Linked DNA regions of Mus musculus: regions 2 and 3 are each linked to region 1. Evidence: chromatin loops called from intact Hi-C (ENCODE). Cell type or tissue: heart. All regions are shown on one strand.

What was found. Hi-C counts contacts between places; a loop is a spot of excess contacts. Peaks named below come from ENCODE experiments on the same cell type or tissue, not always from the same donor. Only the 100,000 strongest peaks of a DNase experiment are listed, where the experiment ranks them.
Region 2: it touches region 1 in a loop (3-fold over the local background); 13 of 42 quality-filtered maps call a loop at or near these places.
Region 3: a loop joins it to region 1, with 9 times the contacts of the local background. A loop is called at or near these places in 7 of 42 quality-filtered maps.

What each region holds. Positions count from the first base shown.
Region 1 is chr6:90,733,635-90,741,634 of GRCm38, forward strand. The region is part of intron 1 of Iqsec1 (IQ motif and Sec7 domain 1); the gene reads right to left. Among named protein-coding and RNA genes, the nearest start is that of Iqsec1, 72 kb to the right of the region's middle. In heart, no CTCF peak of the experiment used is centred here; DNase peaks (open chromatin) are centred at 2,711, 3,217, 3,987 and 7,061; H3K4me3 peaks cover 2,363 bases; H3K27ac peaks cover 3,221 bases.
Region 2 is chr6:91,135,329-91,143,328 of GRCm38, forward strand. No RefSeq gene overlaps it. Among named protein-coding and RNA genes, the nearest start is that of Hdac11, 17 kb to the right of the region's middle. In heart, a CTCF peak has its summit at 4,784 (motif pointing left); a DNase peak (open chromatin) is centred at 4,757; H3K27me3 peaks cover 2,801 bases.
Region 3 is chr6:91,277,748-91,285,747 of GRCm38, forward strand. No RefSeq gene overlaps it. Among named protein-coding and RNA genes, the nearest start is that of Fbln2, 69 kb to the left of the region's middle. In heart, CTCF peaks have their summits at 33 (motif pointing left) and 7,856 (motif pointing right); DNase peaks (open chromatin) are centred at 3,664, 7,404 and 7,564; H3K4me3 peaks cover 715 bases; H3K27me3 peaks cover 6,228 bases.

The DNA.
Region 1 (8,000 bases):
AACACAAGGTACAAAACATACCATTGGTGCTGGAAGTTAAATAGCCCCCCACCCACCCACCCAGATAGGGGCATTAAAGCTCATCTTATCTTATATACCACTAATGAAAAGGAACTTGACTACTTTCTCAGGGTGTTTCTGGGTGCAGCTCTTGACAAAACTTCTATTAGCCCCAAACATTAGGGACAGGCACCTCCTGTGGAGGAAGAACTCATGCAGATGGGCTCCCTTCTACAGAGGCAGCAGGAGCTCATCAGCCTCCACATAGTCTCCACTGTCACACACAGCACACAGAGACCCAGATGGGTCAGCACGAACCCTGAGCCTCATAGGTACAACCATCCTACCCCAAGGTAGGGTCCCTGAGGGAGTCCTGGCCCACAGACTAGCAGACCACTGTGGTAAACAACACACTTTGAACAGACCATTGGATTGTTGGTTGGAGGCAGTGGGTTCCATATTCTTCCTGTTGGTCTGCAAGATTAACATTATTGTTTTAAGATGAAGCTTCCAGAACCATTGTGCAAACTAATAGGCTGGCCTCCAGGTTTGCAGTTGGGATGGATGCTGTACCACCAAGGTCCCTGTGAACTGCCTGTCATGTAGCAGGTGCCTAAGAAATCTTTGCTGGGCTTCAACTGCGTGAAGCAGGATGGGAAGTCACACAGTTCTTCAGAGTCATTAAGAACTTGCCTGCTCACTGCCTGCCATCCCCAGCTGGCTCTTGTTGTGACAGCCTGGAGCTGAAAGACTGAGAGCCAATGTACCGACTGTATCCTGTCACAGTAATGACGGTGCCCTGCAAAGGACTCAGCAGAGGAGGTAAAGGTGACAATGAAGAGAACACAGAGGAATAACCAGTTTCTAGATGGCAGGAATAGGGGGCTCATTCCTGCAGGAGCCAAACCTGGGATGGGTGAGGGGGGCAGAGAGGGACATCAGAAGACACTGCCCCCAACAGAATCACATACTGTGCTGTGCTGAGAGATGACCTCAAGAACTGTTCCTGTCTAGGAACACTTAGGGGCTTAGATATACTACATGCTAGTGTCTGAAGGCTGGCATAAAGGTTAGCTGAAGACAAGCAGGATCAACTTTCCAGCCACAGCCTTGTTTACTTGTCTCCAGACACTGGGGAAGTAGCCTGTCACAGGATGGCATGCAGAGCAGAGCTGGACAGGGCAGCCATAGCAGTGAGTGTTATGGGCCCTTTAAGCAGCCTTGAGACTAGTGGCAACTTTAGTCATAAGACCTAAGATTACTTAATGTTTGCAAGCTGCAGGAGCCAGAGTCCCTTACAAAGGGGGAGCACTGTGGTCCTTTCTTTATTCCTCCATTGCACAGATCTCTCTGACCTCCAGTCTCATGGCACTTTCCCCACACACCAGCTACCCAAGAACACCTGGGTGCTTGGGAGACAGGAGCAGGCAGGCCCCTAAACCCTGAATGTGCTGTGTGACCTTGGACATGTCCCTGCCTCTCTATGTCAGAATCTTGGGTACTCTTTCCAGCACAATACTCAGAGACAGGGCTGTGGGCAATGTGGAACACTGAACCACCTCTTATCCTGTCTTTTCCAGCACTGGGGATGGAGAGGGCAGGGGATGCATCTGGTTTTCAAATTCAACTCCTGGGTTTTTATGGGCAAGTGAGTTTAGAGGCCGGGCCACCTTGCCAGTCCATGGGGAGCAGAGCACAATGCTGGAGGCAGGGAAGGGTGACTAGAAGGCCATGCTGGTGCCTCCTCTGGAGTTGGAGAAGGGCTATACTGACCGGACAGTATGAGCACAGGCAGATGCTGGCATGAAATGAGACAGTGGCTTAGCCAGACTCCTGACCAGACCACCAGGTAGGAACTGAGCATGCTCAGAGCAACACACACAACTGACCAGGCAGTGCCCACTGCTGTCCTTGGGAGGCTCATGAAGTGGACAGAGCCAGGGGAGGGGACACCCATTGTCATCTGTCTGCTCAGTTTGCTCTGGTGACAGATCAGCTGTGACAGTTTACAGCTTGGCAATTTAGAGTGGGTACTACCCAGTAGAAACATGGAAGTAGGTTTTCCCTAGGACTCCTGGAGGTGTGGGAGGTCCTTGTACACCTTCTCTGCTGACCAAGCTTGCCAAGGCACAGAATAAGGACAGCTGCTGTGGTCAGGGTGGGAGTGGGATTTCTCACACCGAGCCTCACCCTAAGGTCCCAAGCCCAGGCTGTTAGAAAAGAATGGGGTTTCCTTTACCAGCCCCCAGCAAATCTCACAACCCTATACTACAGCCTGCCTCTTGTCACATACAGGACCTGGTCCAGAGGTTTCACTGTGTTCTGCCCACTAAGCCTTGACCCTTGAACTGATTTCACTGGGAGGAACCTACCAGGAAGACCCCCGAGACCGAGATCCAGCAGGAGGGGCTGCCCGAGGCCACACAAGCAGGTCCAATTTTGGATCAGGTCCCTCTAGCCCAGGCTGCTCAGCTTGAACTAAGCTTTCACCCACTCCGGGCGAGTCCAGCAGTGTGAGGCAAATTCCTGAGATGCTTCTAACTCCCTCCCGCCCGCAGGCTCGGGACTGGGAAGCGCTGGCGGGGTTTCTCCAGGTGGAGGAGGGGGGAGGGGAAAGGAGGCAAGGGTCACAGGGCGACCCCCGGGCTCTGTCCCAGCACAGCAGGAGGCACCGCATTGGCGTGGAGGGCGCCCGCCCCCACCTAGATCGCCGGCACCCCGCTGCGCGGTCCGCAGAGCGCAGAAGCTGTTCGGTCGCGTCCTCCGCGCGTCCCAGGGGCCGCCCCACACCGCCCCGCTTGCAAGGCCGGTGGCGCCGGGTCCCCAGAGTCTGCAAGCCCGCACCGCGCGCGCGCGCGAAATCACCGCGGCTTCACTAGCCCGCCGGGGTCCGCATAGCCCGGCCCCGCGAGGGGGTTCGAGCCCAGCCCGCCTGCTCCTACCTCTCGGTGCCCGCAGCCGCCGAGTGCGCGCCGACCCGCCGAGAGCGCGGCCCTTACGCGTCGGGCCGGCGGGGCGCGGGGTCCAGGGGCGCACAGAACCGGAGCCTGACCCCGCGCCCCCGCCCGACGTGACCTTGGCGGGGGTCCTCTTTCTGCCTGGCCTCAGTTTCCCCCTTCCGAAGGTGTGTGTGTGTGCGCGCGCGCGCGTGTGTGTCGGGGGGCGGGGAGGACGGGTGCCGCCCCAACCAACGACGTCACCGGAGTCCGGGCGAGTGGAGGGCGCTGGAGGCCTCGGGGCCGCCGCAGCGGATAGGCCAGGTGGCCAGGCACGCAGAAAACCGGCGCGGAGTCGTCGGCACGGCGGCACCTTTCCTTTCTCTTACGAACCTCAAGATCCCCCAAATTAACACCCAGCCGAAAAGCAGCCGGGGCCCACACTCCCTGGTCCTCCCAAGGAGAGCCGCATCCCCTGCGGCCAGTGTTCCTCCTCCTGCACTTGTCCGCAGTTCGCTGAGACAGTCTAGGGAGGACAAGCCACTGGCTCCGAGTCGCACAGCGTCCGGACTGCTGAGGTTTGTCCGGGCACCACGCCCCTCCGCAATCTCTACGACCCCACACTATTCGGTTGAGCGAAAGAAGGACGAAGGATCCTGGACTGAAGGCTATATCCCTTATCCTTATAGCGCAATGAACTAGCCACCAAATAAATTCTGTGACTGGCCTCAATTAGCCTGACAACTGTCTTTGAGAATGGGGTAGGGGAGTCTGCACCAGGAACCCAAAGTTTGAGAAAGAAATAGACTGGAAAGGGGAGCTGGGCCTGGAGGGGATAGGAACAGGGAAGGTGGGTGTGCAGGGCTGTGCCTAAGAAAAATACGAGGATGGGAAAGCGTTGTTAGCCTGTATAGTAGAGAACGGAGGCGTGGGAAGCACACAGCAGACCACCCTGAAAAAGGAGCTGTCCTTCCTAGGCAGAGTCCCCACGCCTCCCACCAGGTGGAGCAAGGGCGCCAGGAGAGAGTGCTGCATCCAAGCAGCGCCCCCTGGTGCCTAGAAGCGGCGAGGCAAGAAGCTAGAAGGACTGGGCGGCCGTGGTCCAGCCTGGAGGAAACTGGGGGAGTGATGTCATGTGTGAGCAGATGGGGCTGGGTAGGCTGCCATTAGGCTGTGTTGACCTTGAACAAGGCGCTTTCCTCTTTCAGAGCTATTTTATTTTATACTCTGCTTTTTAAATTTGAGACAGTGTCTCACTCTAGACCAAGCTTGCATGTAGCCCACACTAGTCTTGAACTCATGACAAGCTTGCCTAGCCTTCCAAGTTCTGTGATTACAGGTATGAGCTCCCATGCTAACACCCAACTCTTTAAGAATTTTCTGAATCTTAGAATATTGGGTATTGATAACAAAGCTAAGGGACAGTCTAGGTCCTGGTATGTCTATCCTGCCCCTGACAATCATAAACCTAGCCCTCGTGGCCCACTCCTGCAACCCTGGTACCTGGGAGATTACTTTTGAGACCTTTCCCCACCTGAAAAGTAAACCCATGGCACCTTGCTAGTGTCCATAGCAAGGCAGTAGGATGGGCTCACAGGCCAAGGTGTGAGTCTTACCCTCCCCCAAACCTAGTTATAGCTTTTCACATTGTTAGAGTAATGGATTATTGTTTTAGTTTAAGGCAACAGAGCCTATGCTAGACTGGGACTTCCTTAGAAGATCAAACTAACCTCAAACTCACAGAGATTCTCATGGCTCTGCCTCTTGAGTTTTGGAATTAAAGGTGTGTGCCCCCATTCCCAGCCTACTGTACTAGTTTTAAAACATATTTTAAAAAGCAGCCCTTCAAGGAGGAAGATTCTTGTGTAGTTTTTATAACTAATATAGCTGGTGTGGAGATCAGTTACAGGGCTGGTAGGAAGGCAGGTGATAGAAGATAGGCTAACTAGGTCTGAGGCAGCTGTGTGACCTCAGCCAGATCCTATCACCTCTCCGAGCCTCATAGGAGCTATAAGCTGGAACTGATGGAACCCCCATCCTGCCTCCTTCAAGGCTGCTGAGCAGGTCGGCTGCACTGATGTATGGAAGGTGTGCAAAGGGCACCGTGCAGAAGCTTCATTCCCAGAAGCCAAGAAAGCAAATGTTGATGTATTGAACTATATCAAATTAGACCATATAAATGGAATCAGAATACCACAAACAAGGTAAAAAAGACAAATGGCACCCTGAAACAATGTCTGCCGCACATAGCACAAGTTAATGAGGAAAATGAGAAAAAAGTTAATTTCCCTAACACAGAAAGTGCTCCTTCCAATCGATAGGATGACTAACCCATTAGAAAACAGCCAAGGCTATGAAAGCTGCTCAGGACTCCTGCTTGTAATTAAATGCACATTAGAGAAATGCAATCAAAACACAATTCAACTCACTTGCTTTAAAAAAAAATTCCTAATTGGGGGGTGGAAATGGCTCAGTGGTTAAGAACACTTGCTGTTCTTACAGAAGACCCAAGTTTGGTTTTCAGCACCCACATTTATCCTTTGCTTGTCTTTGTGTCTCACAAAGGCAAGTACATTCAGTCCCCAAGCTATGTTTCCACTTACGTTTCCCTCACTTTACAATGGTGTCATGCACTCAGTGATATGTGGGTGAACACACTCCAGACTTGAGTTCTGATCTTTCCCTGAGCTAGTGAGATGCAGTCTGACCATCTTCCAAGATGTTGGGATGAGGCAGTGAACAGGTGTCCCACGGGGATCTGGGGACGGGACACCAGCCTGCTCTATACAACGGGTGCTGCCCAGCTGGGGAGTCAGTCAGCAGATATATTGAATTAATTTTTCACCAAACATTTTCAGTTCATGATGGGTTTGTTGGAATCTTAAATATCCCTTGCACCCCCAAGGTCTGTGTGAAAAAGCTTTGGCCTCTAGGGTGGCAGTATTGGAAGGTGGCTGAACCTCTCTACTCTTTGTTTCTTCTTTCTCAGGCCTTGACTAGTAACTGCTTCTGCCTCCTGAGCTTGCCATGATGGGCTGTGCTTCCATGGTGCCAAGCAACCACGGACTGAAATCTCTACAACTATAAGCCAAAACAAGATAGTGGTTACAGTACTGGAGGGCTGGCCTGTGTGCTAATATTAAGTATTTGTACCTTTGGAGGTAAGGGGGGCGGGCACCGAAGATCTGCTGGTCCCTGAATATACTACCTCTGACAAGGATGAGCCAGGGAAGGCACAGAAACACCCTGGAAAGGGCAAGGAGAGCTGGGAACAGAAAAGAGGAAGACTGGCCTTCCACTGAAACATTCTACTTACACCTGTGTGTGTGTGTGTATGTATATATGTATGTACACACATATATGTATAAGTATATATCTCACTATATATCTGCATTACTGTTTTGTTTTGCTTGTTATCCTCTGTGTAGCCCTGGCTGTTCTCAAACTCAGAGATCTGCCTGCCTATGCCTCCCAAGTACTGGGATTAAAGGCATGCACTACTACACCTGACTTGGATATATTCCTGCTGTTTGTTTGTTTGTTTGTTTGTTTGTTTTTAATCTGTTTGCAAATGATAAAATTCTGGGGCTGGAAAGACAACTCAGTGCTCTTGAAGAGGATATGGGGTCAATTCATAGCACCCACATAGGGGCTCACAACCGTCCTAACTCCAGTCCAAGAAGATCCATGAGTGCCAGGCATACACACAGTGCACATATATACATGTAAGCAAACACTGATACACATAAAATCAATGTAAAAATTTACAAGGAAAATAGCAATTTCTGATGTTGGGAGGTACGGTGCCTAGGCCTGCTGTGACACAGGCTTAGGATGACTGCCTGTGACCTCAGTATGGAGGGTGCCCCTTCTGAACCCTATAGTTTCCTCTACCAAGTGAGCAGGAAGCATAAGACAAATGCCCACCTCACATTGCCAGTCAGAACCTTCTCAGCAGAGGAGCTAACTGGGTGTTGAAAGAGCCCCTGAGGAGATGAGAACAGCAGAGCTAAGGGTCAAGGGACCCAAGTGATTTTTGAGATCCCCCCAGCTCCCTCAGGGACACTCCTATCTGTTTTTCCCATGTCCATATCCTGCCTGGAAATACTTATTTCATGTTTCCTGTCTGGGGTTACCCTGGCAACAGCTCTGTCATCTGTCTGGGTTGGAGGTCAGTCCTGTGGCATGGGACAGATGACCAATCTGTAGATACCATGTGGGTCTGAGATGATTGGGGCAGAGCCTCATGTTGGGCAATCAAACCTACTCACCCAGAGAATGACCTAGCCTGGATCCTCTCTTGCTCTGCTCCTTCTATGTACAGAGGAAGTAGGGGAACGGATGAGAGAAAAACCGCAAGAAACAAAATAGTGTAACTCACAACAGTGCAGATGCTAGCAGCACAGGAAGTGTGTGTAGCAGAAGCCATCCCATCCCTCATCTCCCGCCCCCTCCCTCTCACCTTTCCATCATCAGCAAGCATGTCTGTGCCTTCTTCCTGTAGTTAAAACAAGGCACTCTGCAACCAGTCATGGCCTGTACTTTCCAGCCCCAGTCTACCCTTTTAGCTCCTTCTTCTAGCCAGTATTGTCCCGTATGTAGAGCAATTTTCAAAAATCGACTCTATCCTATCCCACTCCTGCTCAGAACTCCTCTATAGCTCCCTGTGCTCTTGAGATAAAGAGGTTCCTCACCCAGCCCCATCTCCAGCAGCTTTTCGACAGTCAGGCTAAACTTAATGGCTTTGAGCACACACTGCTATGCCATGCCACCATGTGTTTGACCTTTGTAGTCTTCTGCTTTATTCCATATGCAAAGAAGTCTTCAGATCAACAATAGAAACTACGATTCAAAAAGTTTTCAAGTCCAGTTCACATAAGTAGCTCAGAGAACAAAAATGCAAATAACCTATAAACATACAACCACACATACAACTTCACCAATAAAGGCAGAGACTGCACAATGGTGACATACTGTTAGCTTCTGGAACATGCACACAACTTCCTAAATGTTTGTTAGCTGTGTCCAAACCCATTAGATCCATTTCCAAAGGTATCATCTCCT
Region 2 (8,000 bases), 400 kb after region 1:
AAATTAGCATTAAAATATAAGCAGCATCAGGCCAGCCCACTACAGGTAATATTAAAATGTTGTTTTATGATCTTCTACTTCAGTGAAAAGTTGGCTCTGGAGTTGGGTTATGGCTCCCCTGCCTCTAGATCCAGGCATACTTGTTTAAAGGTTCCTCCAAAATCTCCGTCCCAGGTCAGGAGGACCACCTGACTATGTGACAGAGAAAGGAGAGCAAAAGGAGACAAAAGGACAGAGTACTCCCAGTGGAGATTATCAATACTCCTCTCAAACTCTTTGGTTTTGGTTCAATGCTCTAAAACTTTTGCTAAAGTATGAATCTTATCTCAAGATCTGTAAGACTGTTATATAAACTTTATTAAATAAGACTATTATGTACCTGTACCTCAAGATTTGTAAATGTATTGGGTATGCTTAAAGATCTGTAAAATCTGTAACAAAACGTTAACTTTAAACTCATATATAGCATGAAGGTTGCTGCTTCCAGCTCTTCCACAAGTCTCACAAATGCGCGGTACAGACAGGATCCTGACATATATACACCTCTGGAGGTTTTCTGATGCCTCATTTTTCATAATCTAAGCATTGAGAACCTGCCCATGACTCCCTCTAGACACTGGGTATATCCAAATTTCTAGTTCCTAGCATCCAGGCCAGAAAAAGAAGGTTGAATGAAGAATCCCAGAAGAGCCCCCAAATTGTTATAGGTCTGGGAGTCCCTACTCTGCCCATTAATAATTTTTATAGGCAAGAAGCTTTTATTTAGATTTCCTTGCCACTCTATGCTCAGAACTCTGGATTCCTGAATACAACGCCAACCACCTCAATCAGGGGTTTATAAAAGATACAAGGTTACAGTTTGTTCTCTGGCAAAACAAGCTTGTTGACAGAAGCAAAACCAGAAGTAAAAATCTATTCCTTAGCAGCTTTTAAGAGGGTTTTGGTGCTGGGATAGAAGGTAGGATCTTTCATGTGCTAGACAAGTCCTCAGCTAGTCAGCTTTGCATTCCATTCCAGATTTGTATCACAGTCCTTCTGACCCATTGAGCCTCATTCCTTGACTATGTTAAGTCATGCTGAACCACTGAGCTACACTCCCAGTTGAAGAGTCATATGTTAATGTCCTGGGGAGAGTTGAACAAATATCTATTCACCACAGACAGGGAACTGATGAGAAGCCAAAGCCACAGTACTGAGATGGTCACTCTCAGGTTCTGGCCCACCTCCCCTGCAAGAGTGGAGTGCAAAGGGGCAGTCAGAGGAACTGAATTTGGAGGCAGAGGTGGTTTAGCAGGAACATGAGTGTATTTTGAGACTAGAAAAGCAGCTGCTGAGACACTGGTAGCAAACCGAGCAAGTCTCCACCCCACCCCCACCCCATGAGCAGGTCCTGGAGGCTGGAGTTGCTGGTCTCTGGAGCAGCAGGTCTCACAGGCTACAGACAGCTGCAGGAATGATTCAAATCTACAGCAGACGTGAAGCACGGCATGGCACCTCAGAGGATGAGGCAGTGGGAGCCTTAGAGAGGTCCATGCTCTGCCCACAGTTCTGACTCTGGTGTTCAAGGTAATATCTTCTTCCCTAGAGCCACTTGGAGTCCAGTGGGATACTGGCTCTGACATCTTCCTTTTCTTTCCTCCTCTGAGGATCTTGGATACCAGCCTCGGGTCATGAGGAACTGTATCAGGCTATACTGGGTGATAGCCCACCCTAAAGAACTACTTAGCCACAACCTGACATCTCAGCCCTGCCTGCAGAAACAACATGCCTAGGTAGCAAAAGCAACTACCTATATGTATATAGGTGTCCCCGGCCCCTCTAGACGAGCTCAGTCTTCATCCCATCAAAGGTTGGGGCCCTCTGCTGTTCCAATAAAGCGGTTTCAGCTTCTTGAGACCAAGTCTGTCTGCGTCTCTGCCTCACTTGTCTAACACAGAGAGCCTGGCTACTGAATGTGTGTGCATGCAAATACTGTGCAAAACTGGACCACTTGAGAAAGAAGTGTCAATCCTGGGAGTGGAAAGAGAAAGCCTGCCAAAACTTGAGGGTGGTGCCACTAAGGTCCACAGCTCTATCCCTCTCCCTCCACGTTGCCGGGGAAGGGAGGGCTGCAGCTTCTCTTGTCTGGGCTGTCAAACGCAGACTGTTACGTCCAGGGCCGCTCGCATGTGCTTCATTCCTTTGCTGCCACAGCAGCTGAGGAGAAGTAGACACTTGATTGTCAGAGGATGACAGCTGGGACCCATCCAGTCACTCATGGTCGTAGGCTATCAGATGGCCTCCACCACTAGCTCCGTGTACTCTGGGCTGTCAGCTCTGTATTATGGGAGAGGGTCTTTTCCATCCTCCGTTAATACCACCCAAATTCCAACCTGGTGGATCAATGAGTGTATTAGGCTAGTTATAGGAGTGTGGGTGAGGGGTGACTTACAGGTGCCTGAATGACAGTGGGTGGCATAGCTCACAAAAGCTGGAACCCTGGGGCTGTCCTCAGGACTGGCAGGCAGTGGACTAGGACAGAAATAGTCCCTCCCCTCACTATACTCTGCTTATGTAACTATGATGGCTGACTGTGGTTGACACACCTGGGTAGGAGGAACTTCAGTTGAGGAATCGCCTCCATCTGATCAGCATGTCTGTGGGGGTATTGAAGGGTTCAACCCATTGTAGACAGTACCATGTTAGGCGGTGGACTTATGCTGTGTAAGAAAGTTGGCCAGGAGAGCCAGGAGGAACAAGCCCAACATGCAGAGTTCCTCCATGGGATTTGCTTTAGTTTCTCCTTTGAATTCCTGCCTTGGCTTCTCCTGGTGATGGGCTGTGACCTGTAAGCCAAATAAACCTTTTCCTCCCCAGTTGCTTTTTGGTCATGGTGTTTAGTTCACAGCAACAGAAAACAAGCTAGAATAATGACTTTGGGGTAGGAGGGTACTTGTGACTCTGGTAGGTTCCAGAGCTTTCCTGGGACTTAGTTTATTTACCTCCGGGATTATATGTTTCAGTCCGGAAGAGATTGCTCCACAGCATTCCCAATCTCCATTACTGATTTTACTTAGAATTTCTGCTCTAGCATCAAATCCTCCACCCCCACCCCGCCCCACACAGTGCTGCATTGCTGGGTTGGAGTCTTGTTATCACCCCATCCCCAGCAATACCCTTCTGAGCTTGTTCTATTTGCATTTCTCTAACAGAAACCACTCAATGTTTCTCATGATAAGTGTTCTTCAGTGGCTCTTCAGTCTACCTAGATGAGAAAGTAAAATATCACTTCTAAGAAGCAACTTCTATTAATTAAAAGCAAATACAATGGGGCTAAAAAGATAGTTCAGCTGATAAGAGCCTTGGCACGCCGCTCTTGCACAGGACCCAACTTCTCTTCCCAGTACCACATGGTGGCTTACAACCTTCTGAAACTCCAGTCCCAGGGAATCTGATGCCTTGTTCTGAACTCCATGGCCACCAGGCACATGTGTGCTGCACATATATGAATGGAAACAAAACACTTGCACCTATAAAATAAATCTAAACAACAACAGCAACAGCAAAAACCCTCGAGTCTCTTGTCAACTACATGACAAAACACTGGACAGGAGTGACTTAAGGGAGGTAGGATTTATTCTGGCTCATAGTTTGGAGATTTCAGTCCATCATGGCAGCAGGAACAGGTTAAAATTATTTTCAAAGGTCCTAGAGCCCATTTCTACCAGTCAGATCACACTTTGAAAAATTCTATAGCCTGCCAAAACTGTGCCGCCAGCTGAGAACAAGATTTTAAACGTGGGAGCCTGTGGCGGAACATTTCACATTCAGACCATACCTACCAGATAGGATGACTTTGATGGCTGTGACATTAGTAGCTCCTGTCTGCATTTTAAGTTCCTCTCACGACTGGGGTGCGTGAACTGTGCTCCCATAGACAAAAGACACTAGGCTACATTTCATCGTAGGCTACCATCAGATGTTGGGCTTGTGGGAAGTGTCGTACCACTTACAGGTAGGAGAACACAGCCTAAGATGAGGACCCCAGCCTGGGTGAGGCCAAAGCTGGTGTTCCATAATTCCTGTATACCCAGACTCCTGCTGGGAAGTGGGAGGAGTCAGAATGGGGAGCCCAGGGCTGGGGGAGGGGGAACTCTGACTTTGCTGTCCAGGAACATGGAGGGGGGCTTCTACAGGAGACTTAGGCAGCATGGCTCTGTATGATGAAGACTTTGCCTCACGGCTATTCTTGATGAGAGAGACAGTCCTTGGTTCCAAACTGTTTATTGATTGTTCATCATGGAGAATAGGTGCATAAAACTTCCTCAAGGTGGGCCAGAGATAAAATATCTTTTGCAGGAAGAAATGTCTAGGAAGTGAAGCTTATTGGCTAAACCCTCATGTCCCAGCTAGATATCTCATTAGCATGGAGAACTCTGTGCTCTGTGACTAGTGGTCACATTCTTTCAGTGGGGAGTTGTGGTCATGTGTTACAGGCCAGGAATCTGGTCGAGAGCAGATGAAACACCTACTGTCCTCAGGTATAAGGGTGCCAGGGTTTATGAACTCAACCTTACCAAGTTTTCTGGCATGGCCCACTGTCCCACACCTGTCTCGGCACCCATTGCCACTAGCAACTGATACCTGTTTGTTCTCTCCTGGCTTAGGCCACCAAGAGCTTACTGAGGCCACTGGAGGTGACTCACTGAATAAAATTGTGTGGACCTCTAGGCCAGCAGGAAGCCACCAGGCCCAAGATCCTTCACCACGCTCCTCTGGACTGCTGTTTCACAGCGCCACCTTGTGGCAGAAAGAAAAGCATTAGCGTTCCAGAGTGGACTTGGCTCCTTCCCCTGTTGGCACTGAGTCCCCAGGATTGACTCTGTTGTTTCAAAGGAAGCACCAGAGGGTCCAGTATCTAGTGGTTTAGAAAAGGAGGTTCTAGGAGGATATTGAAAGAATTCTGCACATGTGAAGCTTGGGGTTTGAAGCTTGTGCATAAAACTCAAATTCCATCATAGTTAACTTCTTTGAAATTTATCCTTAAATTATCCTCAACAGAAAGTAGGACCTGATAAAAATGTGGATGCTGTATGTCTGAGAGATAGATGTGATAAAATGTGTTTTCCAGAGTGGAGATTCTATGTACCTTTGGGAATTAAGGCCTTAAATGGAAATTCCTTACGTCATGTGGGGTGTGCCCTTGAAAGAGATTAGGAGATGCCCCCACGGGTCTCTCTCTCTCTCTCTCTCTCTCTCTCTCTCTCTCTCTCTCTCTCTCTCTCTGTGTGTGTGTGTGTGTGTGTGTGTGTGTCTGACTCTGCCTTGTCTCTATCTCTCTCCTCTCTCTTTCCCTCTTCAGATCACAGATAAGTTGTTTGATGCACATCTTTCCTCCATAATTTACTGTTCTCTTGACCGCTCATCCCTGAACTGCAGCCTCCAGGGACAAGATAAATCTCTCTTATTTATTTATTTATTTATTTATTTATTTGTTTGTTTGTTTGTTTGTTTGTTTATTTATACACAAGTGGTTTGCATGCATGCATGTCTATGCACCATGTGAATGCAGTACCCACAGAGGTCAGAAGAGGGTGTTGGATCCCCTGGGACTGGAGTTACACCTGATTGAGAGCCATCCTGTGGGTAGTAGGAATTGAACCCGGGCCTTCTGGAAGATCAGCCTCTTAATCACTAAGACATATAACCAGCTTTTTTTCTCTGTTAAAGATGTGTTATTATATCTCAAAACTATGTGAATATGCGTTTGTGTACGGTTATGTGCAAGTGAGTGCAGATAGCCATGGAGCCCTAAGGGCTGTCAGGTCCCTTGGAGATGGAGTAATAGGCTGTGTGAGCTACTGAGCACAGGTGCTGGAAACCAAACTCCACAAAAATAGCATCTGCTCTTAACTGCTGAGCCATCTTTCCAGTGCCAAGCACGAAATAATTAACTAAATAAAATTAGTTATTTTTCTCAGGTATTTTGGTATAATAATAGAAAACTAACAAATGCATTGTCCTTTAAAAAAAAAAAACAGGGATGGTGAGATGGCTCAGTGGGTAAGAGCACCCGACTGCTCTTCCAAAGGTCCGGAGTTCAAATCCCAGCAACCACATGGTGGCTCACAACCATCCGTAACAAGATCTGATGCCCTCTTCTGGTGTGTCTGAAGACAGCTACAGTGTACTTACATATAATAAATAAATAAATCTTTAAAAAAAAAAAGTTAAGCTTTTTCCTGCCGGGTGGTGGTGGCGAATGCCTTTAATCCCAGCACTTGGGAGGCAGAGGCAGGCGGATTTCTGAGTTCGAGGCCAGCCTGGTCTACAGAGTGAGTTCCAGGACAGCCAGAGCTATACAGAGAAAGCCTGTCTCGAAAACACATACATACACACACACACACACACACACACACACACACACAAAGCTTTGTCCTCTTGTAAGTTTAGGTATGCTTTCCCCTTTCCTCAGTAAAAATCAGGTGTAGCTTGGAGGGACCTGGGGGAAAGTTATATATTGAAACTCCCCTTCTCCCTCTTCTTCTCCTTTGATTTCTTGCCAGTTGAATGCATATGACACAACTGTAACTTGTCAGTGGCAATAACTCAGAAGTGAGGCTCTATAGCGGGTGGAGAGGTCACTTAGCCTCACAGATAGCCAGCCAGGTGAGGCACACTAGCTGAGTGTGCTTTGATTGGTGTGATAAAAAAGTAACTTGGGGAGGGATTTATATGTCTACATGACCTTCAATAGTCTATAATTTAGGGAAACCAGAGCAAAATCAAGGCAGGAACTGAAGTAGAGACCAAAGAAGAACGCTGCTGTACGGCTTGCTCCCCTTGACTTGCTCAGTCTGCTTTCTTATGTGACCCAGGCCCACCTGCCCAGGGGTGGCACCATCCAACCCAAGATGAGCTGAACCTTCCCACATCAATCATTAGCCAAGAACATGCCCCAGAGACTTGCCTACTGGACAGTCTGATGGAGGCAGTTTCTTAATTGAGATTTCTTCTTCCCCAGATCTATGTCTGTGTCAAGTAGATTAGAAACTAGCCAGCATCTCCTCCCTGCCCTTTCTAGATGTGGAAAGTGAATCTCACTGAAAGCCTATATGTCTTGAGAATGACAGGTAGTGACATTTGCCCATCCCCTTGACTCTGATCCCTGGGGACATCACAACATACTCTTTGTTTGACTTTGGAGCAAGCATCCCAGGAGGCTGCCAGAGAGGCTGAGGGCTTGTTAGGAGCAAGGAGTCAGGAACATGCCCAGGGAGCCAAGCTGGGACTTAGTTCTTGTGAATCTTCACTGAGAGCAGAAAGTTGTGTGCCAATCAGCTTCCCATTACAAAAGACTGGCCCAGTCTGCTTAGAAGGAGGATGGGTTCATTTGGCCCAGACTTGTAGAGGTTTTGTTCCATGGGCACTGCACATGGCTGAGTTGCTTTCAGGGCTGTGGTGAGGCAGCCTGTGCTGGTGGGGAATAGATGGAGGAGATGGCTGCTTACCTCACAGCTCTGAACTACAAGACAGTAGAGAGAGGTGAGTGTCTATTGTGTCTTCTTCCATGGGTACACACCCTCAAGAACCTCACTTCCTCTCACTTGCTCCCGAGTCTTGAGTGTTACACTTCCTCCCAGTGGTCATCAGGCTAGAGCCAAGGCTGCATGCACCACATGGGCCTTAGTGGACCCTTGAGATCCCAGAACCAACAGCACAGTAGACAGAACTAGGAAGGGCCCCTGGGGAGCTCAGGGATGAGCCAGGGTAGCAAAGTATAAAGTGGGTGGAGCTGCTTTGGCTGGATGATATGGCTAATCTTCCAACAATTATTTTTTATGTATATGGGTGCTATGCATACATGTACACACACACACACACACACACACACACACACACACACACACACACACCATGCACACCATGCGTGTGTGGTGCCTGCAGAGGCTAGAAGAGGGTATCAGATCCCTCTGGAACTGGAGTCCCAGATAGTTGTGAGCCACCATATAAGTCCAGGA
Region 3 (8,000 bases), 540 kb after region 1:
TGTACGGGCGAGCAAGGGCGCCCTCTTGTGGCTGCATCCCAACTCCAATGATTAAGAGCCAAGATGGATTTGGGCAGGTAGGTTTAGGGGAAAGGTGTTTTCAGTGGTGTGGGAGGTTTTGAAACGTCACATTGTGACCCAGAGGGGCTTGGGAACCGGTTTAGTGTGAGCTGGGGACAGAAGTCTGTGGGGGACAGTTGGAGGTTAAATGAGATGGTTCTTGAGGGAACCCACAGTGCTGACTTGGAGCAAACAAACAGTCCATACTTAAACCATATGTCTGGACCCATAGTCACCTTAAGGCCAACTTCTCTGCTCCGCCTAGGACTAACGGATATCTACATGTGAGAGTCTTCCTGGTATACAACCACTTGTGAGGGCACAGGGGTTTCCTGGTCCGTGAGCAACATTCTCCACCAAGAAAATTGAGGAGATGCAGATTCACCAGGGCCTCCCAGCAGCCCCGTGCTTCAAGTTCTGTGCTAGGGGCTCAACCTATTTCCCAGAGATGGGCAGAGAGGGTCCTGGCTTACCAAGGGTCATATAAAGATTAAAATTCTATGAGGGTGGCCAAAGCCAGGAGAATAAGGAAGGCCACAGACTGGCAGAAAATAATTGCAAATGACATAGCTGATAAAGGACTATTGTCCAAGGCATACAAAGGACTCTTAAAATGTAACAATAGAAAATGACACAATTACAAGGCAGGCAAAAAGCTGAGCAGACACCTCAGCAAGCATGCCTGCAGATGGCTGATATGCATGTGAAAAGATATCCTGTTTCTGTCATCAGGGAATTGCCAGCGAGACCCAGCTGCTGCAGTCCTCTCACTGAGATCTCCCCTTCCCTTCCAGTTCTCCTTCATCAACAGCCACCCAAGAACATTAAAGAGAAAGTTCCAGAAACAAATAATCCAGGGATTGGTGCAATGGCTCAGTGAGTAAAGGTACTAGGTAGAAGGAAAGAACTGTGTGGGTTAACCTCCGACCCACACAGGTGGCACACATTTACCCACAGCGTGCATGCACACACAGGAATGATAAGATGTTGAGATGGCTCAGTAGGTAAGAGCGCTTGCTGCACTTGAAAAGGCCTTTCAGGTGGAGAGAATCTGGAGGTGCTCCCATCATTTGAAGAGGAGCTTAGAGTGCCCCCTTACAAGTGAAGATGGTTCAGTTCCCAGTGCCCACATAGTAGCTCACAACTCTGGTTCCAGGGGGTTTTCTGGCTTCCACAGGCACCAGGCACACATGTGGTGAACAGACATACGTGTAAGCAAAACACTCATACCCATAAAATGAAAATTAATTTAAGAAAATAAAAAATTTAAAAGAGGTAATTCCTAGTTTTCTGGCTCTGACCTCTTCCAAATAGAGTGACATAATGCCATTCTTCCACACTCAGTCATGTTTGGAGTATCAGTTGCCATGACAGCCAAGCAGGTATCATTTGACGTTTTGGTTGTGGAATCTACAGTCTCATTCCAGTCCTGGCATTCAAATGGTTGTGTTTGTTGTTCACTCTCTAATTGTTTTAAGATAGTCTTCTGTGGCTCAGGCTGACCTTGAACTCACTGGGTAGCTGAGACTCCTGCCTCCACTTCTGAAGCACTAGGGTTATAGGCACGGCCACCATACTCAGCAAAGTGGCCTTTGCTTTTCTTAGATAGCTCCAGAGGGCAAGGGTAGTGATGCTGGGAACCCAGATGGGCTGAAGAGAAGCCAGGAGTGCACCCCTCAGTGTGAAGAGGGGTTGGAAGTACTCCCCTGTGGTGCTTTAATGGGAAATGCACCTATAGGCTCAAATATTTAAACACTTGGTCCCTAGCTGGTGACTCTGTTTGGCGGAGGTATCTATGTGTGGTCTAGTGGGAGTAACTATGGGAGGATCTACACTGAGGGGGGAGGATCTACACGGAGGGGGGAGTAGCTACACTGAGGGGGAGGATCTACACTGAGGGGGGAGGAGCTACACTGAGGGGGGAGGAGCTACACTGAGGGGGAGGCTTGAGAGCACTCAGCCTCTCCCAGCTTGAAAGCACTCCTCCTTTCTCTGTTTCTACACTCTCTCTGCTTTGTGTTTGTGCTTGAAAATAAGATCGCTCAGCTTCCTGCTCTGTCGCCCAGTCTGTTGAGTGCTGCCATACTTACCCTAAGGGACTCTCATCACTCTGAAACCATAAACCGTAATCCTTCTTCCTTCCATGACCATGCCTTCCTTGGTCATGGTATTTTATCACAGCAACAGAAACGTGACTGATAGAACTCTTCATGGGAAGGGGATCTGGGAGTGCTCTCCTCAAGGGAAGAGGAGCCAAATGTGCTCCCTTCAGACAAAGAGAATCCATAAGTGCTCCAGTCATATGAAGAACTGTGAGTGCTCCCTCATGTAAGGAAGAAGTGAAGCGAAGAGCTTTCTCTGAGTGACAGGGAGTAGGGTAGGGAGGAGAGGGGAGAGAGCAGGCACATTACTTTTGCTACAGCGCCCCAGAGCATTTGCTCCATGGTATTGCTACTGCCCTGTACTATTTCTGTCACAATATCTTACCATGCTCCATTTATAAAATGAATGATCATGCCAGGCAGTAGTGGCACACGCCTTTAATCCCAGCACTTGGGAGGCAGAGGCAGGCAGATTTCTGATTTTTTGATTTTTTTGTAGACCAGCCTGGTCTACAGAGTGAATTCCAGGACAGCCAGGGCTATACAGAGAAACCCTGTCTTGGAAAAAAAAAAAAGATAGGCAAGCATATAAAACAAAAACACAAGATCCATAGGACTAAGGGCCACCCACAATTTTAGGTGCCTAGTGGGGATCTTGGAGTGTGTCCCAGGGTAATGGGGGACACACCCACTTTGATCTTTATTGAGGTCCAAGTGAATTCACCAAGGAGAGACTGTCACGTCCCTAAGGAGTATGACCATACAGGTTGTTGAAGAGTTCAAAGAACGGTTGGGGTTAAGACAACTAGGGATGAGGTAAAGGGGATAGAGAAGGAGGGAGAAGGCAGAGATCCCAGGTAGAGGCAGAACCTGTGGCCTTCATCCCAGGGTACCACTGAGTCTCCAGGGCCAACGGTCTTAGACACCCTACATTTGTCACTACTCAGGATATCACAGGGCAACCCAGTGCCTGAGAGCTGTAACATAAGTCACTACAGGAGCTGAGCGGCCCAGTACCTCAGACCCACCCAGGAGCTGTGCCACTAGAAGGTAGCTAGCTGCTTGCTGCCCCAGTTAGCTGTGACACCCAGGTAGCTGCCTAGTGTTACAATAGCAGCCCAGTGCCAGGGCCACTGGGGGTTAAAGCCCAGGGTGATGAACCTCCAGCATGAACACCCACAGCTCTGAGCTTCTAGCTCCTAAGTCTAAGAAGCAACAGGGTCCTGGATTCCAGGGCTGTGGCTGCAGCCTCTGGCTCTGTCATCTGCCAGTCCAGCTCCCAGCACCTCGGCCCTCAAGGGCTGGGACTGCTCAAACTGGAAGGCTTCTCTTTGTCTTCTCTGACTCATATCTGGGTAAAGAAGGACCCTATTGGCTGACCAGAAACAGCACAATTCTAGGGACTGCCACAGAGCTTCAACAATCTCACTCCTAGCTTGATACCTGATTATCTCCATAGCTGTGGCCTCTCCAGGCCATAGGCGGTGTGTGGTGACACCTGGTGGCCAAGAGCGGGATTGCTAGCAGTTGATGCAGCTAGGGTAAACTTCATTCTAGCCAGTGTAGGGCTGGGGAGTCGCCTAGAAGCACATAAGCAAGGGGGTGTGCGGAGTTCAGATGACACCTTGTACCTGTTTCCAAATTCTAATGAACATGATACCTTCCCCGTCACCCTTGCCACAGGCACGGGATCACTGTTGCTTTGGCTGTGGTTGTCTGGCTTTTCAGAGCCTCTGTTTCCTATTTTCTCTCTGTTTATGGGAATTATACTAGTTTGAGACCTGCTACTGGAGAACGCTATAGGGTTAAGAGGCCCACTGGAGCCCCACTATGGCTTCTGATAACTGTAATTTCTGTGTAATTGGCATTTAAAAAAGACTAGGTGTGCCTAGCTGCCAGCCCACATGCACAGACATGAGCATGTACATGCTGGGCGGGAGAGGCCCTCTGGAAAGGCAACTCCTGTGTGTGGCCAGTATGGGGTGCTGACCGTAGCATTTGCTGAATTGGTCTGGCCACCCACGTGAGAGCAGGCAGTTCTGACAGCTGCGCTGGGGTAGTGGCTGTAAATGGGGCCTGTCCTACCCTGGATGCCTGGAGGACCTGGTGTCTGTGTGTTTCTCGGTAAATGCATGTGATTGTGGAGAGCCTGGCTGGTGGCACCCAACCTGCAGCTCTGTGCTGTTTGGTCTTTGTGGTCCCCAGGCCCTTGGCCAGCCATTCCCAGGGGTGGGAAGTGATCCAGGCCTGGCCCACTTACCTTGCCTGCTCTGAGAGGGACAGGTGGCTGCATGCTTGTCCTTACACCTCACCAGAATCATCCTCCCTTCTATGCCTGTCTTCACTTTCTAGGCCCAGAGAGGTTGCAAATCCTTCTCAGGATTGCACAGGGTCCTCAGCTAGGGCTGATGAGAGGCTGGGGTGGGGCTGGTTTTTCTGACTGAGTCTATCTGCCAAGCCTGCTGTCTCAGGAGGGGGTTGCCAGTAGCTAGCAGAGCATGCTCCTGACATGTGCTGTGTTCATCTCACCATGGCTCTCCATTGCTTGCAATACGAATGAGTTTCACAGCCCACCATCCTGGCCCCACCCTCTTCAGTCTTGTGGCCATCACTCCCTGCCGAACCCTGTGCACCAGTCACCTTGCCCACTCTTCTTTCCCATTCTGGACCTTTTGCTTGGAGAGCATGGAAACTCCTATACATCCTGCAATGCCCAGCTCTGAGCACCCTCCACAGAGTTAGAGCTTCCCCAACTGCTTTCTAGGTGCTTGCTAGTCTCACTTCTCAGTGTATGTGCAAATGAGTTCCCCTCTGAGTCCCCAGCACCCAGCACCAGGCATGGAGCAAAGCAGACACAGATACATGCTGAGTGAATCAACAACACAGGCATGCTCTTGCCAGGATGCAAACTAGCTGGGAGGAAGATCCAGAGTGGGCCAGGACCGGGGTATGGGGCAGGTTGGTGGAATAGGAGTTGCCCAGGTATCCTCTCCTTAGCCCTGAAGCACCTGCTCCTGGCTCCTCCTTAGCAGGGGCTGATGATAACTCAGCTCTGGCCCCAGGTACAGGGCTCAGACTCTGAGGCCGTGCCCTGGTAGGGTAGTCAGAGACTCATCCTCCTTTCTGTCCATTTTATCAGATCGGAAGCTCAAGGCCAGTTCTGCTTGGCTGACACTAAGGTTTCTGTCCTCCCTGTTCTAGGACTTTGACCCTTTGAAGCTCAGGAAGGGTGGGAACAGGAAGGGACAGTAGTGCTGCTGTGCTGGCTCCAGGGCTTCGGCATCAGGGTCAGGGTTTGTGCCTGAAGTTCCCACCCATAGCCGAGTCATCAGGCCAACGCCCTTGGGCCAGCCGAGCCATCCCTGTGGGAGGTTGGCAGAGCCCGAGGGATGGTAGCTGGGATTGAGGCTTTCTGAATACTATCCTGCCTCCAAAGGTCAGGCCCAAAGAGAATAAGGTTCCTTTTACCACGGCTGGGGGACAAGAACTCCAGCACCAAGAAGGCCAAGTGTGCCATGACCCAAGTCTGGGCTGTTCTCTCTGTGGTTGAGGCTGGGAGGCCTCAGCTTCTTCACTGTGAACAGCACAGCCTTGGCAGCCATACCCTGGCCTACTCACTGTACACCGCCTGCACACTGAAATTTGTGCCCCAGACTAACCTGTCCTCTTGGGGAGTCTCCTCCAGACCACATGGCCTTTGCATAACATCCCACTTGTGGCTCCAGACATGGCTGCTTCTAAACAGGTAGGAGTAAGGCGGGGTTCTGCATGGAGGAGAAGGAGGAGTGAGGGGGAAGAAGGGGCTATGATGATGGTAAACTGAGTCCCAGTTAGTGGCACCAGGTGTGGCATAAAGCAAAGAAATGTTTGTAGAGAATTTAAACAACCTTGCGCACACAGCTCAGTGGAAAGGCAGGTCTTTTTCAGATAGTCGACAGTTGTGTTTGTCAAAATGTTCAGTCTATGGGCAGAGCAAAAATGCAGCAGTGGGTTGGGTGACCATGAGAGGGGTGAATGAGAAAGGTGTGCATAGGGTAGTCCAAGCTGGAACAGGAGGGAGGAGAGATAGCCCCTTGGCAACTCCATTGCTTTGGGCTAGAAATATGACTCCTCTTTCACACTCCCATATTCTATCTATTGGACCCCAGAACATTCTAGATCTCCCCCCCTCTGTTCCCCAACATTCACACCCCTGGTGAGTTCTGCAGAATGAACTCTGAGGACATTCCCGAACTTGACCCCATCCCTCCGTAAGCTTCTCTATTTCAGACCATCCTCGTGTGCAGACCTAGCTGCTCCGGCCTGATCCCTGCCCCATGTCTCTCTTGCTGCTAGCCTCCAATGCCCCAGCGTGCCTCTGCAGGAGACTTGCTTCTGTGGATACAGCCCTTTTCTGCAGTGCCTGACTGCTTGGGCTAACCTACCCCTGCCCACCTAGGGTTCCCTGGAGCCGCCACATCTCCCAGATGCTCGGTAGGCTAAAGTTGCTGCCTGGCCTGGGACCACTCCCTTTGCCCCAGACATTGCTTCCTGATGTTCAGAAGGCCTCTTTCCTTTCCTCTTTTCCAGAAGGCCCCACTACCCCATGTGTTTTCTCAGGCATGCCCTTGCTGGCCACCAGGTCTTCCATGATGACCCTCCTCACCACCGTGCTCTTCCTCTCCCTAGAGAAGTGTAGCTTCCTCAGAGCTTGGTCACTTACAGATAGTGTTCCTGTCCTCAGTGTGAAATAGCGGGGGCTTCAGGAAACAGGTGCTCTAGGAAACATGATGGACTTTCAGTGGGAAACCTGGGTGTCTTGGATAGTAGGGGAACTTGCAACATGTCCCTATCCTTTCCCCAAACTCAGTCTCCCTACCTGTGTTCTAAGGCTCAGCTCCCCTTCTCACAGCTAGTAGCATCGTGTTGGGGGAACCAAGCCTTTCCTTTATCCTTGAAGAGGGTTACCATGGAAACAGTCTTGGCTCGGGCTTAGGGAGCATCCAGTCCTTTGTTAGACTTGGGCCTGCCTTCGGCTTCCCCCTCCCCCGGCTTCCCCATCCCCCGTAGCCTGAGATCTAGCTGTGAAGAGACCAGTGACTAAGGCGGGGCCGCACAGGGAGGGGGGCATTATTTTGGCTGTACACCCCTCCCCTTCCCTCCCCAAATTGATGTTTGCGTCACCAGTTTGAAAAGCTCTCGAGGACAGGGCAGTGTAGCCGGAAGATCAAGTCCCTGGGCACTTGACCCAGAGGCATATTCCCAACCCACGTGGCTTTAGGGACCAGCTCTCCGCCCTTTTCCGTGCCCCGGGCCCTGGCATTTCCCGCTCTCCGTTCTGCAGTGATAAGCAGGGTGGGCGCCGTTGCCTGCTCGCGCCCACCGGGGCAGGATGTGGGCCTGGCGGGTGCGCAGCGTAGTCAGCGTGGCCACAGGTGGACACTCCCGGGTCCCTCTTCAGGGCCCACATATCCAGAGCGGGACAGCTGCTCACGGGGAGGCCGCGGTGAAGTCGGGCCGTTGACTCCGGGCTCTGACTTTCAGCCTGGCTTGGAGCCATGGGGCAGGCATGCCGGGACTCTCAGGAAGAGCCCGGACTCCAGCGGCAGGTGGCGAAGCTCAGCTGCTGAGTGCCAGTCCCTAGCGTGGCCAGCCGCCTTTGGCCAGTGCAGCTAGGGCGTGCGCCAAAGCCACCGCCGCTGAGGATGTTGGACGCCACCAGGAGGCGCTGCGAGCGTCGCGGATCGTCAGTGCGTGTGTCCGAGCGGTGGCTCTGGCAGAAAGCTATCCAGGCGCAGGGGCGCTAGGCGCTGGTCCGCGGAAAGCCGAGGCGCAGGTCCTAGAACTTTCTACCCGGAG